2 separate regions of the Homo sapiens genome follow, and region 1 is linked to region 2. A link is a loop called in an ENCODE intact Hi-C map of the cell type or tissue named here. Cell type or tissue: CD14-positive monocyte. All regions are shown on one strand. Each heading gives the region's core, and the rest is flanking DNA. Links, peaks and the distances in the headings are about the cores only.

The links. Peaks named below come from ENCODE experiments on the same cell type or tissue, not always from the same donor. Only the 100,000 strongest peaks of a DNase experiment are listed, where the experiment ranks them.
Region 1: it touches region 2 in a loop (2.6-fold over the local background); 10 of 110 quality-filtered maps call a loop at or near these places.

What each region holds. Positions count from the first base shown.
Region 1 is chr20:53,918,535-53,926,870 of GRCh38, reverse strand. All of the region lies in intron 1 of BCAS1-AS1 (BCAS1 antisense RNA 1), which reads right to left. Among named protein-coding and RNA genes, the nearest start is that of BCAS1-AS1, 7.2 kb to the right of the region's middle. In CD14-positive monocyte, for the core only: no CTCF peak of the experiment used is centred there; a DNase peak (open chromatin) is centred at 3,780; H3K4me3 peaks cover 2,483 bases; H3K27ac peaks cover 5,662 bases.
Region 2 is chr20:53,842,830-53,851,165 of GRCh38, reverse strand. LOC124904934 (a long non-coding RNA gene) reads right to left here and starts at 5,683. Exons shown (of 4, transcript XR_007067664.1): 1 at 5,610-5,683; 2 at 2,958-3,143; 3 at 1,258-1,435. RefSeq lists a silencer at 3,793-3,852. In CD14-positive monocyte, for the core only: no CTCF peak of the experiment used is centred there; DNase peaks (open chromatin) are centred at 615, 3,235, 3,845 and 6,735; H3K4me3 peaks cover 1,969 bases; H3K27ac peaks cover 2,341 bases.

The DNA.
Region 1 (8,336 bases), core at 306-8,305, 75 kb before region 2:
AGGAGCGGCTGATTCATGCTGTGTAGTTAGCATTTTGGAAAGGTAGGGGTGTGTGTGTGATGCAGTCAGATGGTAGTCAGGAGCATTTACATACGTGAGTCAACCTGGGAGTGAACTTGTGTCCAACTGAACATGAAGCAATTATTCAAAGTTGGTTTCCGGAATATTCCCAGGGTGAAATAACTTCCTGTGTTTATCACTGCCTTCTCAGTTGAAGTGTTTGCTTGTCTAGTGAACTGAGTTAGCCTTGTCTGTTGAAACTGGCAGTGGTGGGGCATGTAGGAAAAAAAAATTCTATGAAAATCTCAGGGAGCTGACAGACACTTCTAAAAGAAAAGAAAGTGAACAACATTATCCCTGGCCTCTTTTATGAGAGGGGAATTGATTGATTTATTCAATGCCTGATTGAGTATTGCCTATGAGTAAAGATTTAGGGGAGTGATAAATCAGAAAAACACAGAACACCCCAGTATAATGGGAGGGAGCCACTCCAAAGGCCAAATGTCGAGAAAATACTATAGGAGCTGCCACATGCATAACTGTATTGCAGACCCCTGTGTGATATGCTGGAAGTCTTGGTTAAGAACATGGATTCCCACTGAGCTAAGTGGGAGAGCTTGTTCAAGCTAAGACACTGAGCTAGAACATCCTGTCTCAGTTTCTTCACTATAAAATGGGCGTGGTGCTATTATGGTAATAATGGCGTTGTTCTATGGTGATAATACCATCATCATGGAAGTAAATCAGATACAGACACACACTGCTCAGAGCAGTGCCTGGCATCAAGTTAGCACAAAATCAGCATCTGCAACGTTTATTATGACGCTGTTTCAGACATGTATTTTTCTTTATTATGAAACCACAACGTATTTTTAAACGTTAGAGGAGAGAACGGAAAAACAACCATGATAATCCCATTCCCCGGCACAATCTTAATTTTACACAGTCCTTGCAAATATTTTTTACATTGACCATTTCATACTTATGAAAGTAGCTGGCATATAGTAGGCACTCAATTAAATGCTCGCTGGCTGACTCCCCAGTTCAGTGCAAACTATTTTGTTTTATGCTTTGTGTATGTAAAATTATATCAGATATATTTCGCTTTGGTTTCTTTTTCCTCATAAACAACACGATTACAATTTTATGGCTACAAGATATCTCATGGTGTCAGTGTAACAAGCCTTGAATAAGTCATTTTTCTTTTGCTGTACTATTATACGTGGAATTACTACAAACCACACTATTTTAGATAACACCACATTGAACTGTTTTGTACACAGTGTTTTGCCTTTTTTTCTAAAATTTCTTAAGACAACTGTGGAATTTGGAAATAAATACTCTCAGCTAAACTTTTAAGTTATCTGTTAGGTAGCCTAAAAAAGTTAAACCAAAATGAGATTCTTTTTATAAGATCAGGTTGTAATAAAATGAACTTCACAAGATGACAGTCACGTGAACGAAATAGTGACCTCATTTTCATTTTGAAAAGCTGCTTTCCCCTCTTCTGAAAAAGTTGTATTAGAAACGATTCCTCCAATACTCTAGTGATCTTTTATCTGAGATTAATAAAAGATACGAGTATTTTGATGTATTCATTAACAAAAGAACAATAAATTCACCTTTAGTAGGTGTAAGTAAGGAAAGATCTCAGCAGATCTGGTTAACTCTAAGTCTGGCTTTAGAAAGCCACAGTGGGTTGGGCATGGTGGCTCACGCCTGTAATCCCAGCACTTTGGGAGGCCGAGGCGAGTGGATCACCTGAGGTCAGAAGTTCAAGACCAGCCTGGCCAACATGGCGAAACGCTCTGTCTACTAAAAATACAAAAATTAGCCAGGCGTGGTGGCAGGCACCTGTAATCCCAGCTACTCGGGAGGCTGAGGCAGAATTGCTTGAACCCGGGAGGCAGAGGTTGAGGTGGGCTGAGGTCATGCCACTGCCACTCCAGCCTGGGCAACAGAGAGAGACTCCATCTCAAAAAAAAAAAAAAAGAGAGAGAGAGAGAATCTTTCTCCTCAAACTCTCTTTTCTTTATCCTTTTTTTTATTATTTATTTATTTATTTATTTTAAGAGACAGGGCCTTGGTCTGTCACCCAGGCTGGTGTGCAGTGGCGTAGTCATGGCTCACTGCAGCCTCAAACTCCTGAGCTCAAGAGATCCTTCTGCCTCAGACTGCTAAGTAATTGAGACTACAGGCACATGCCACCATGCCCAGCAATCTTTTCATTTTTTTGTAGAGAATGTTTTGAGCTATGTTGCTCAGGCTGGTCTTGAACTCCTGGCCTCAAGGAATCTTCTCATCTTGGCCTCCTAAAGTTCTGGGATTACAGGCAAGAGCCACCACAGCCAGCCATGTCCTTTCTTATTTTATCACCTGAATTATGGCCATAAGGCAGGATGAAAAGAAAATAAAATTAGAGAACCTGAGAATGAAATCATTGATTCAGTAACTGTTGCATGTTCTCCTCTATGGAGTTATTCCATTTAATCTTCAGAGGAACCCAGTGAGGTGGGGTTCTTCATCTCCTTTCTACACATGAGAAAACTGAGGTGTAAAGAAGTTACAGAATTTGCCAGAAGCCACAGAGCTGTTAAGCAAAAAAGCAAAGATTCCAAATGGGAGTGTGTGATTCCCAGTTTGCAGACTTAATCACGAGGCTGCATCGCCTCCTGCCATGTTGGGGAAAGCAGCGGGGTCAGTATGAGGGAGGCGGGCAGAGTCCTTCTCTCAGCGAATCACACAACTTGTTCAGGTCAGCCTGAGGAGACAGGGGCCACATCTTTGTTGCTAGCTTGTGTCTATAGCTCCCTAGAGTTCTGTGTTTCTCTTATAAAGTTAAGAACACACAACACCCCCTTGAGTTAGGAGCAGGAAAGAGTTGACTTTTGTTACCCAGTCTTGGAGAAGTTGATGGTTCTAGGTCCTTTTAATGGTGTGGAGGCCTGACATTTGATATCTGGGGAAAAGGTGGGAGAAAAAAAACTCCAAAATCCAAGCCCAGGCTGCTTACGGCCTGCTTGCCTGATTGCTTGTCAAACAGGAACCCTTCCTTGGCTGTCTTCCCTCCTAAATGATTTTCAAACTACAGTTTTAAAAACAGTTCCTTTGGGGAATTATAAAAGCAATGATGTTTTTGACGGAAAATTGTTGTGTCAACAGAAATGCATGAAAAATAAAATCACCAATTTCCTCATCACCCAGAGAGAACCACTGTTAACATTTTAACCACTTTTCCTTCTTTTTTTCTTTATGCAGAAATACTATTTTGTAAGCACTCAACTGCATAAAGTTTCATAGCATGCACTTTTAAAATTAAACATTGTATTACCAGCATTTTCCCATGTTTTAAAATTTTTCTAAAACTTGAAAAACATGATTTTTAATAACTACCTAATAGTCTACCCTACAGGTTATTATAACATTTAATAATTTCTCTATTGGTGGACATTCCTTTGTATCCTATTTCAAGCAACATTTCCCCCATGCAAATGTTTAGCCTTTATACAGAGATTATAATTTGATTCTACCAATCAAACTATTTTTATTTCACACCAACTTCCTTCTAGGCTTTTCTGTATCAGAAGAGTTGGGATGTAAATTACGGGAGTGATCTCAGCTCAGAAACAAATTCCATTGCTGTACCGTAGCAGCAACGCCCTCTGAGGAGAAGCCAACATGCCCTTTTAGTGAGCTTTTGGGTCACTCCAGTTAAAAGCAAACCAACACAGAAGTTTCCCTTGACTGTCTTCCCCCATCCTGTAGCCCTATGTTTCACTTCCCCTTAATTTCAATTTCTGCCTCTTTACCTCCCATTTACTTCTCAGAATGTTGTAATCTATTTTCCACTCCCATAACTGCTGAAACAGCCCTTGCAAAACACGAAATCCATTGTGCTATGCTTTAATTTCTAATTGCACAAGTGATACACAACAGCACTTTCTTAGTTAAAATGATAATCAACAATTTAAAGATAAAGGTAAACATTAAATTCATTTTTTTTTTATTTTTTTATTTTTTCTGAGATGGAGTCACGCTCTGTCGCCCAGACTGGAGTGCAGTGGCACAATCTTGGCTCACTGCAACCTCCACCTCCCGGGTTCAAGTGATTCTCCTGTCTTGGCCTCCCAAGTAGCTGGGACTACAGGCATGTGCCACCATGCCTGGCTAATTTTTGTATTTTTAGTAGAGATGGGGTTTTACCATATTGGTCAGGCTGGTCTCAAACTCCTGACGTCAAGTGATCCTCCTACCTCGGCCTCCCAAAGTGCTGAGATTACAGGCATGAGCCACTGCCCCTGGCCTAAATTCACTTTTAACCACTTATTCCCAATCTCAGGAACATCAAGGGTATCTAGTGTTGTATATGTGATGCGTTTTCTTCAGATCCTGTTTCTAAAGAAGTGGGGGTGGAAATGAGAGGGGGAAGAGGAGGGAGGAGGAGAGGGAGAGGAAGCCGCAGCACAGGCCATCTATAACGCTATATTTTCCTATAACTCCACTTTTTTGTGTGAGGGGGCGTTTCTTTTTGGTTTTGTTTGTTTGTTTTTTGAGATGGAGTCTTGCTCTGTCACCCAGTCTGGAGTGCAGTGGCACGATCTCGGTTCACTGCAACCTCTGCCTCTGGGGTCCAAGCAATTCTCCTGCCTCAGCCTCCTGAGTAGCTGGGATTACAGGTGCCCGCCACCACGCCCGGCTAATTTTTGTATGTTTAGTAGAGATGGGGTTTCACCATGTTGGCGAGGCTGGTCTCTTGGCCGGGCTGGTCTTGAACTCCTGATGCACGTTTAGGTTGTTTCTAGTTCTTCACTGAAACAAATAATAATACAACAAAGGGCACCCTTTACCACTTCTCCCTGTGCACCCATGAGAATTTCATTTCTCTAGGGCAGGTAAAGAATTGCACCTGCAGGCTGATTGAGTGCGCACTTTTCCTTTTAACATTAATAGGCTCCGACAACCTCTCCACCACCACCACAACGCGGCACATTTACATCAACAACCCATTTCAACCCCATGCTACTCGGCTCTTCAGTAGCCTCGTACAGCAGGTTCCCCACTTCTATCTTTTATTCCACTTTGCCTTCCTGTTGCTTGCCCGCTCTCCCAGCCCAAGCTTCTAAATCCCTTTTGCAATCTTCTCCTTTTCTATCTGTCCTGAAATGTGATTGTTGCCTGGAATTCTCCTTGTTGTGCCTGAATGATCTCGTATATTCCTATGACTTGCACAACCGGTTCCCTCAGGGGTCACAGACTCAAATACTTACCGAAGGCAGGTGGGGCAAAGAAATACTAGGGAATCCGTGTACCTCCCCCAATACCCAAGCCCCGACCCCACCCCCCAGCTCCAGCTGTTGTTGCTTTATTGGAATCTATGCCTAATACTCTCAGATTTCTTTTTCTCCAAAAGGAGGTGGAAATCTAGCTTTAAATATAAGTGCTCGCATTTTCTTAAGAAATGAAAATCAATTCAAAAGAAATTTTAATCCCTTGTGTTCAACAAAACACCCCTGTGGAGTAGGTTCAGCTGCCAAGATCCCAGATGGTGACTTCGACCTCAAACAAAATCACTCTCTTCCTCAAATTCTCCCTTTCCTAACACCCACCTGTGCCTTATCCAGTCAGACACCACTCCCGTGAGTGACTGAGAAATCATTCCAGAATTCAGCCCATCGTTCTGTCCTGTCATTGCCTTAATTCCAACTCTCAACAAATCAAATCCTGACTGTGACCAGAACATCCTAACTGGCTTTCCTGCCATTAGGCAATGCCTACCCTACCTGCCTTGTGCTACCCTCCACTCCATTCAAAAGCATCCTTGCCACGGCCGCTGGAGAGAACCTCATGTCAGAGGAGGCAGGGAGGGGAGAAGGAAGAGGTGGAGGCAGAGAGGAGGAGGAGAAAGGGAAAGCATCCGTGTCTTCCCTGCTCAGAGTGCCTTGCTAACGCCATGTTGCCCATCAAACAGTTGCTAACTGTGGCCACCTTTGTTCAGCACTTGACCCATTATAAAATTTGATCCAACATTATGACGTCAGATTTCATACAAGTATTTAGATACTGGGCTTTTCCTGATAAATCTAACTTGCCCTAGCCGCGATGGCTCACACCTGTAATCCCAGTACTTTGGGAGGCTGAGGCGGGCGGATCACAAGGTCAGGAGTTCGAGACCAGCCTGGCCAATATGGTGAAACCCTGCCTCTACTAAAAATACAAAAATTAGCCAGGCATGGTGGCAGGCACCTGTAATCCCAGCTACTCAGGAGGCTGAGGCAGGAGAATCGCTTGAACCTGGGCGGCAGAGGTTGCAGTGATATAAGATTGCGCCACTGCACTCCAGCCTGAGTGACAAGATCGAGACTCCGTCTCAAAAAAAAAAAAAAAAAAAAAAAAATCTAACTGGCTTGTAGCGGTAGGTCTTTAGTCTCCCATGGAATCAGTCCTCTAGAGCCAGGTAGTGACCATTGCTTTGGGGAGTCACATGCTTTACAGCCCTGCAGTTTTTCTCCTTTCTCTATTTCTGTACCCTGGCCAGCCTCATGCACGGATGTTACTGCCTGGCCCTAAAAGAGTTTCCAACCACCGAACCAAAGGCCAAAATTCAGTCTGTTAATGTGCCCGCAAGACCCTGTGTGATCAGCCCCTATGCCCCGCCATAGTCTCTACTCCCGGCCCTTCCCTTCATCCCCATCCTTTCTTCCACCGCTAATAACAGTTGACTCACAAAGAAATTGTTTCAGACCTGAACCTAACCACCACTCAAATGCCATGGTTGTTTTCGTTACTTAAATCAAGGCAGACAAACTCCGTTCAGAGAGGTCTTCCCTTTGGCTCGATAAATCTCTCTTCAAATCGCTAATGAAGTTGAACTTGCTCTAGACACTGCATTTCAGGTTTACGAAACTACTACTGAAGCTCTTCATTTAGTTCTCAGGAGTGCACTACTCAGCACAGATGCTAATAGAGGGAGACTGAGTTGCTGACGGACAAAGACACAGCTAATTTATTTAAAATCCCAAGGAGCAGTGCAGTTAAGCTCAGCCAGTAAGAATGAGGTTTACATTCTTAGAGCACACACACACACACCCCTTAACTGTCTCCTCGACATATATAATTATTATACATAATGATTATTTTGCTCCATGGTAGTTACAAATAAAAGTTGCTCCTATAAACTACTGAGTTAGGATGATTTTTGTAAAACTAGATACAAATTTCCATGCTTTAAAGATTCTTTGAAATGGTAAAGTCTACTTTACTTTAGACTTATGACGCTTACCCCTAATTGGGTCTCCCTTCTTTATTTATTTATTTAGAGACAGAGTCTCACTCTGTTGCCCAGACTGGAGTGCAGTGGTGTGGTCTTGGCTCACTGCAACCTCCGCCTCCCGGGTTCAAGCGATTCTTCCCCTCCCTCAGCCTCCTGAGTAGCTGAGATTACAGGCACATGCCCAGCTAATTTTTGTAGTTATAGTAGAGATGGGGTTTCACCATGTTGGCCAGGCTGGTCTTGAACTCCTGACCTCAGGTGACCCGCCTGCCTCGGCCTCCCAAAATGCTGGGATTACAGGAGTGAGCCACGGCGCCCAGCTGAGTCTCCCTTCTTAGTATTAATAACGTGATTTCAACTTGGTGTGTGAGGGCGAAGGGGAGGGGTCGCGGGGGATTAAAACTACATTTCCCAGCCTCCTTTGCAACTAGGGGTGGCCATTTAACAGACCTCTGGCCAATGAGATGTCAGAATCATTGATTGAGGCTTCCCCAAAAGCTCCTTAAAGGTGGAGGTGGGGTTGCACGTAGGAGTGCAGACATCAGTGATTCCTCCTGCCCTTCTCCCTGGAAGACGATGTGACCATCTGCTACCTGGAAGACTAGGTGACGATCAAAGAAGGGTCAAAAAATCTGGCCTTAAAATCCACACCACATCAACTACTACTTTCCGTGTTTTAAAGATTCTTTGAAATGGTAAAGTCTACGTGATGCTTACCCCAATTGGGTCTAATTGAGTCGCCCTTCTTTCTTTCTTTCTTTTTTCTTTTTTTTTCTTTTTTTTTTTTTTTGAGACGGAGTCTCGCTCTGTCGCCCAGGCTGGAGTGCAGTGGCGCGATCTCGGCTCACTGCAACCTCCGCCTCCAGGGGTTCAAGCGATTCTCCCACCTCAGACTCCAGAGTAGCTGAGATTACAGGCACATGCCTGGCTAATTTTTGTATTTTTAGTAGAGACGGGGTAGAGTAGAGGTAGGCAGCTACCCAGCTCTAGGTAGGTACCTCTGGATTATACCTCTGCCTCTAGCTATCTACCTCTAGATTATGCAGTAAATGAGAAACATAAATCT
Region 2 (8,336 bases), core at 19-8,018:
CGGGGAAAAGATTTAGGCCGGGTGCTATGGCTCACATCTGTAATCCCAGCACTTTGGGAGGCCAAGGCAAGAGGATAACTTGAGGTCAGGAGTTCGAGACCAGCCTGGCCAACAAGGTGAAACCTTGTCTCTACTAAAAATACAAAAATTAGCCAGACGTGGTGGCACGCACCTATAGTCCCAGCTACTCGGGAGGCTGAGACGCGAGAATTGCTTGAACCTGGGAGGCAGAGGTTGGAGTAAACTGCAATCGTGCCACTGCACTCCAGTCTGGGCAACAGAGCAAGACTCCGTCTCTCAAAAAACAAACAAATTACTATACTGTGTCAAAACTTATTGTGCTGTACGCCAAAAAGAGTGAATTTTACTGTATGTAAATTTAAAAATACATTTCAAAAAATACATCCAACCCATCATCCCTGCTGTGTATGCCAGCACATGTTAGTACTACACTGATGTGTTCATCCAAAGCACCTCTACCAATTCCCAAACTGTGTTTCAGGAGGAAGTTACAGTCCCTTGTTGAAACTTCTACTTTAGAACAAGGAGTTTGGGATAGACTCAGTCTTCTGCAATGGTATGCAAAATTGTGCACAGATGTGTAATTTCCTGGGCAAAAAGTCCCAGCTGATGTGAAATGTTCACGAATAATATGGTGGTAACGAGCACGGGGCTCTCTGCTGATGGGGTGGGGGAATTTACATCTTTACTCTCTGGCACTATATGAGCTTGAACCACTTACACTTAACCCTCCAGAGCTTGAGTTTATTATTAGTAAAAGGGCAATAACACTAATCATAGACACTTCATAGGGCTGGTGTAAGGATTAAATAGAATAATGGATGTACAACACCACATGTGCAATTAATCCCCCATATACGTATTTTCAGAAATTTCTTTTTTTTAATTTTTTTTATTTTTTGAGACGGATTTCACTCTGTCGCCCAGGCTGGAGTGCAGTGGTGCGATCTGGGCTCACAGCAACCTCTGCCTCCCAGGTTCAAGCAATTCTCTGCCTCAGCCTCCTGAGTAGCTGGGATTACAGGCACGCACCACCACGCCCAGCTAATTTTTTTGTATTTTTAGTAGAGACGGGGTTTCACCATCTTGGCCGTGCTGGTCTTGAACTCCTGACCTCATGATCTACCCGCCTCAGCCTCCCAAAGTGCTGGGGTTACAGGCATGAGCCACCGCACCAGGCATTTTCAGAAATTTCAAAAGAAATTTGAAGAGTCATGAACGTGACTGCACATTTACCAAACATCTCCTGTTTTTAAAGTACTTCACAGAGATTCTCCTGTTGCTTATCCTCAGTTTGTAGATCCTGAGTTCAGAGAAGTCAGTAGCTTGCCGAAGGCCACACAGCAAATGTACAGCACAGCCAGAATTCCCAAGATGTTTATTCTCTTCTTGCCACGTGGCACAGCCTTCCAAACTGAGAGGAGGAAGAAGCAAGAGGGTTGCGTTGCTACCTCAAGGGGAATCTCCCACTTGCCAAACTCACAAAATCCCTATTCCCAAGGCCCACCGCCACCTCCCTGTCCTCCCAAGTTCCTTTCTTCCTTGAGGTCCTGTATCGGGCCCCTGCCCTTCTGCCATGTTCCGTCTGCCCCGTTCTAGTGGTGTGAGTTAGTGCTTCTCAGAGCTGTTTTCACCTGTAATCCTCCGGAGAGCCTTTTAGACTTTTTTTTTCAATTGTCCCCCATGATACTTCAATACCACATGTATACTGTTATCTGTTTTTGTATGGTACATATATTGTGTATTACGTATATTATTTTTTTTTTTTTGAGACGGAGTTTTGCTCTTGTCACCCAGACTCAAGTGCAATGGTGCGATCTCGGCTCACTGCAACCTCCGCCTCCTGGGTTCAAGCAATTCTCCTGCCTCAGCCTCCCGAGTAGCTGGGATTACAGGTGCCCACCACCACGCCTGGCTAATTTTTTTGTATTTTTAGTAGAGTCGGGGTTTCACCATGTTGGCCAGGCTGGTCTTGAACTGCTGACCTCAGGTGATCCACCTGCCTCGGCCTCCCAAAGTGCTGGGATTACAGGCGTGAGCCACTGTACCTGGCAGATAGATAGATAGATAGATAGATAGATAGATAGATAGATAGATAGATTTTTTTTTTTTTTTTTGAGATGGAGTCTTGTCACCCAGGCTGGAGTGCAGTGGCGTGATCTCAGCTCACTGCAACTTTCGCTTCCTGGGTTCAAGTGATTCTCCTGCCTCAGCCTCCCGAGTAGCTGGGATTATAGGCATGCACCACCATACCCGGCTAATTTTTTATACATGTATTTTTGGTAGAGATGGGGTTTCACCATGTTGGCCAGGCTGGTCTAGAACTCCTGACCTCAAGTGATCTGCCCGCCTCGGCCTCCCAAAGTGCTGGGATTACAGGCATGAGCCACCGTGCCCGGCCTATATTAATATTTTCTAAAGTGAGATTTTCTCATGTCTTCCCAAGAACCAGTTTTACCCCTTCAAGAGCAGTAGCATTTCTATAGAGAACATGCAGTGTCAAGGCTGGTAGCAGGTGCAGCCACAGCAGCACAGCATTGTCCAGGGCTTCATGTGAGCCTGAACAACTGCAAGAGCTGCTTGTGCATTCACCTGTCAGTCTTCTCCATATGTGTTCATGACCAGGTTCCATCCAGAACTGATAAGCTGTCCCCCTCCATTGACCTCTTCTTGAAACTCTTCTCCAATTCTATTTTGATCCTTGCCAATCTTTTCCCATCTTTGTTCACTTACGGGCTAGATGTCGAAGTGATTACAGCAAAGCAAAAAACATAGCAGGATGTTTGTTTTCTCTTGCAGGTGGCGAGATTACCCCTGATCATCGCAAAATCCATACTTTCTCAGCTTTTTAAACTTCTTCTAAACTGCCACTTTAATTTCAATACAGTGTTTCTCAGTTGCTGTTTCAAAAGAACATTTAGATTTTGAATACATACCAAACCAGCCCTTTTCTAGACTTCAGGAGAGGCAATCTTCACCAAACACTGAGCTAAATTCTTTTCAGAGATTATTGATATTTCATTTTTGCTGCAGCTGCTATTTTACACAGGAGAAAATGGAGGTTCAGAGATGTCCATTAATTCACCCAAGGTCACATGAGGATAAGCGCTGGTCAGCTCAGGCTGCAAATTCAAGACAGACTGGTTAACCATGATAATAAGCCATCACTTAATTTTAGTGTATCACTTCCCTCAAAGTGGGGAGGAGCACAGAAAGTAGAGATTTTAAAAGAGGAAGGAGGAATCTTTGTGCTTGAAATAAGTTTATTCTCCCAAACACAATAGCGTGATCCTGTTGCTGAGTATTACATAGGCCTTTTTAAGAGATGCACCTGATAACTGATGAAGATTTGCTACTCGGCCACTTACTTTACTGCTCTTAGCAAGACAATTCTCTCTTACTACCCAATTACTATGTTACAGAATGATTCCCTCAAAGGAGAATCTTCCCAATGACCACAAGGCTCCAAGGGGGAAAGCTTAACCTCTTAGCCTTTACCCAATGTGCCCAGAGACTTTCAACAGCTGTGAGAATGAGTTGTGTTTTCTCCGTTATTCAAATTTGCTTTCCACATAACGCTCTTCAGTTCAGTCTGCATTGTGTTAACCTTGAATAGTTTCTTTTATCCTTGTAGAATTAAGTAAACACTCCATCAGTTTCTTTCCATACTTAAGGAAAGAAAATATTTTACTTCTATAATGTTCTGTGATGTTTCTTTTTTATCATGTATGCACTAACGGGGAATATGCCTTCTGTAATGCTCTATATACAAATTTCCTCTAACCCTCACCACAACTTCCGGTTACTGGCTCAATACCTAGTTCCAAGATTAAAAAAAGGAAGCTCAGAGAAGTGAAGTGACTTGCCTGGGGGCACAAAGCTGGGTATTGACGGAAGAAGAATTCATGCCCACTTTCTGCTGGCACCAGGATTCATGTGCTTTTCACTAACACCATTTTCCCACGCGTGGCCAACAAACATATCAGTCAAAACTATCCTCTTTCAGGCATCTTTAGAACTTCTACCAGAAGCCTAAATTTTATATTTAGAATCCAACCAAATGACAAAAAAGAAAAGAAAAGAAAAGAAATCCCTTTACCTGACATTTTCAGTTCATCACTTTTTAGGTTCTTAAAACTGGCAGGCAGACTTCCAATTTCCAGTCCAGCAAGCACGAAGCTTGGGAGTCAGCACTTCATCCTAACAACAAGGAGAAGGCTAACCAAACTAAAAACCAAACAGTTCTTTTAGATTCTTATGGCAAGAGAGGTCATGGGGCAAACCATTACTCCCCAACCTGGAGAGACCAGCAGACGAATATCCGGAATCACAATTTACCAGGGCAGAAAGCTCCGTGGGAACCGGTGCCAGGGTAGGCACACCTGGGAGTTCGCCACCAGCCTGACCAACATGGAGAAATCCCGTCTCTACTAAAAATACAAAATTAGCCAGGCGTCGTGGCGCATGCCTGTAATCCCAGCTACTCAGGAGGCTGAGGCAGGAGAATCGCTTGAACCCGGGAGGCAGAGGTTGCAGGGAGCCAAGATCGCGCCATTGCACTCCAGCCTGGGCAATAAGAGCAAAACTCCATGTCAAAAAAAAAAAAAAAAGATTATTTTTTTACACCTGAAGTGTAATTGATTCATGACTGGAAGCTCATGTGTGGACAAGTCAGAAAGTTAAAAACTCCAGAGGCTGCATGAAAGACAACAAGAGAATGAGAAGATAAGCCACAGACTGAGAGAAAATATTTGCAAAAGACACAACTGATAAAGAACTATTATCTAAAATATACAAAGAACTCCTAAAACTCAATAAGAAGACAAACAATGAAATTTTAAAATGGGCCAAAGACCTTAACAGACATTTCACCAAAGAAGACACACAGATCATAGATAAACCATGAAAAGATGCTGCACATCTTATGTCATCTGGGCAATGCCAAGTATACACATGAAATACCATGAAATACCATGACAATGAAATACCATGACACACTTATTAGAACGGCCAAGACTCAGAACAACAACACTACCAAATGCCAGTGAGGATGTACAGCAATAAGAACTGTCATTCATTGTTGGTGGAAATGCAAAATGGTCCAGGCACTTTGGAAGACAGTTTGGCAGCTTCTTACAAAGCTAAACATAATCTTACCATATGATCCAGCAATTGTACTCCTTGGTATTTACCCAAAGAGTTGAAAATTTATGTCTATACAAAAATCTGCACATGAATGTTTATAGCAGCTTTATTTATAATTGCCAAAACATGGAAGCTACCAAGATGTCCTTTGGTAGATGAATGGATAAACAAATGTAATACATCCAGACAATAGAATATTATTCAGCACTTAAAAAAAAAATTGCTATCAAGCCATGAAACGACATGGAGGAAAGATAAGTGCACATCACTGAGTGAAAGTAGCCAATCTGAAAAGACTCCATACTGCCCGTATCCCCAGCACTTTGGGAGGCCGGAGGCGGGAAGATCACTTAAGGCCAGGAGTTTGAGACCAGCCTGGCCAACATGACAAAACCCCACCTCTACTAAAAATATAAAAATTAGCTGGGTGGGATGGCACTCACCTGTATTCCCAGTTACTCAGGAGGCTGAAGCGGAAGAATCACTTGAACCTGGGAGGCAGAAGTTGCAGTGAGCCAAGATCATGCCACTGCACTCCAGCCTCAGCAACAGAGCGAAACTCCTTCTCAAAAAAAAAAAAAAAAAAAACCACAGACATATCTCAGAGATATTGCAGATTCTGTTCCAGGCCCCCACAATAAAGCAAATATGACAATAAAGTGAGTCACACATTTTTTTCCCAGTGCATATAAAATTTATGTTTGCACTATTCTGTAGTCTATTGAATGTGCAATAGCATTATGTCTAAAAATATTTATAGACCTTAATGTAAAAATATTTTACTGGCAAAAAAGCTAATGATCATCTGAGACTTCAGACAGTTGTAATCTTCTTGCTGACAGAGGATCTTGCCTCAGTGGCTGCTGACTGATCAGGGTGGTGGTCGCTGAAGGTTGAGGTGGCTGTGCCAATTTCTTAAAATAAGGCTACGAAGTTTGCTGCTTCAACTGACTCCTCCTTTCACAAAAGATTTCTCTGTAGCATGAGATGCTGTTTGATAGCATTTTACCCACAGTTGAACTTTTTTAAAAATTAGAGTCAGTCCTCTCAAACCCTGCCACTGCTTTATCAACGAAGTTTATGTCATACTCTGAATCCTTTGTTGTCATTTCAACAATGTTCACATCTTCACCAGGAGTAGATTCCATCTCAATAAAATACTTTCTTTTTTTTTTTTTTTTTTTTGTGGCAGAGTCTTGCTCTGTCGCCCAGGCTGGAGTGCAATGGTGCCACCCCAGCTCACTGCTACCTCTGACCCTGGGTTCAAGCCACTCTCCTGCCTCAGCCTCCTGAGTAGCTGGGATTACAGTTGTGCACCACTATACCCGACAATTTTTGTATTTTTAGTAGAGATGGGGTTTCGCCATGTTGGCCAGGCTGGTCTCGAACTCCTGGCCTCCAGTGATCCAACCACCTCAGCGTCTCAAAGTGCTGGGATTACAGGTGTTAGCCACCACATCTGGCCTTAAGAAACCACTTTCTTTGCTCATCCATAAGGAACGAGTCCTTATGTGTTCAAGTTTTATCATGAGATTGCGAAAATTCAGTCAGATGTGCAGGCTCCACTTCCATTAATCATTACAGTTCTCTTGCCGTTTCCATCACGTCAGCAGTTACTTCCTTCACTGAAGTCTTTAAACCCCTCAAAGTCACCTATAAAGGCTGAAATCAACTTCTTCCAAACCCGTTAATGTTGATATTTTGACCTCCTCCCATGAAGCAAGAATGTTTGTAATGGCATCTAAAATCATGAATTCTTTCCAGAAGGTTTTCAATTTACTTTGCCCAGATCTATCAGAGGAATCACTATCTATAGCAGCTATAGACTTAGAAATGTATTTCTTAAATAATAACACTTGAAAGTCAAAATTCCTCCTTGATCCAAGAGCTGCAGAATGGACGTTGTGTCAACAGGCATGAAAGCAACATTCACCTCCTTGAACATCTCCATCAGAGCTCTGGAGTGACCAGGTACATTGTCAATGGGAAGTAATATTTTGAATTTTTTTCCCCTGAGGAGTAGGTTTCAACAGTGGGCTTAAAATTTTCAGTAAACCAAGCTGTAAACAGATGTGCTGTCAACCAGGCTTTGTCGTTCCACCTATAGAGCATGGGCAGAGTAGATTTAGCATCATCTTTTTAGGGGCCATAGGATTTTCAGAATGACAAATGAGCACTGGCTTCAACTTATAGTTACCAGCTACATTAGCCCCTAACAAAAGAATCAGTCTTTGAAGCTTTGAAGCCAGGCATTGACTTCTCTCTAGCTGTGAAAGTCCTAGATGCTATCCTCTTCCAATTGAAGTTTGTTTCGTCTACACTGAAAATCTATTGCTTAGTGTGGCCACCTCCATCAGTGATCTTAGCTAGAGCTTCTGGAGAACTTGCTGCAGATTCTTCATCAGCACCTGCTGCTTCACCTGCACTTTTATCTTTTTTTTTTTTTTTTTTGAGATGGAATCTAGCTCTGTTACCCAGGCTGGAGTGCAGTGGTGTGATTTTGGCTCATTGCAACCTTCGCCTCCCAGGTTCAAGTGATTCTCCTGCCCCAGCCTCCTGAGTAGCTGGGATTACAGGTGCTCGCCACCATGCCTAGCTAATTTTTGTATTTTTAGTAGAGACAGGGTTTCACTATTTTGGCAAGGCTGGTCTCGAACTCCTGACCTCGTGATCCACCTGCCTCAGCCTCCCAAAGTGCTGGGATTACAAGCATGAGCCACTGCGCCCAGCCTTGCACTTCTATCTTATGGAGATGGCTTCTTTCCTTAAACTTCATGAGCCAACCTCTGCTAGCTTCCAACGTTTCTTCTGCAACTTCTTCACCTCTCTACCTTCCACAGAATTGAAGAGAGTTAGAGCCTTGCTTTGGATTAGGTTTTAGCTTAAGGAAATATTATAGCTGATTTAATTTTCTATCCAGACCACTAAAATTTTCTCCATCTCAGCAATAAAGTTGTTTCACTTTCTTATCACTTATGTGTTCACAGGGGTGGTACTTTCAATTTCCTTCAAGAACTTTTCCTGTGCATGCACAGGCTGGTTAGTTGGCACAAGAGGCCTAGCTTTTGGCTTTTCTTGGCTTTTGACATGCCCTAATCATTTCTAACTTTTGATTTAGAGTGAGAGACATGCAACTCTTCCTTTCATTTCAACACTTAGAGGCCATCACA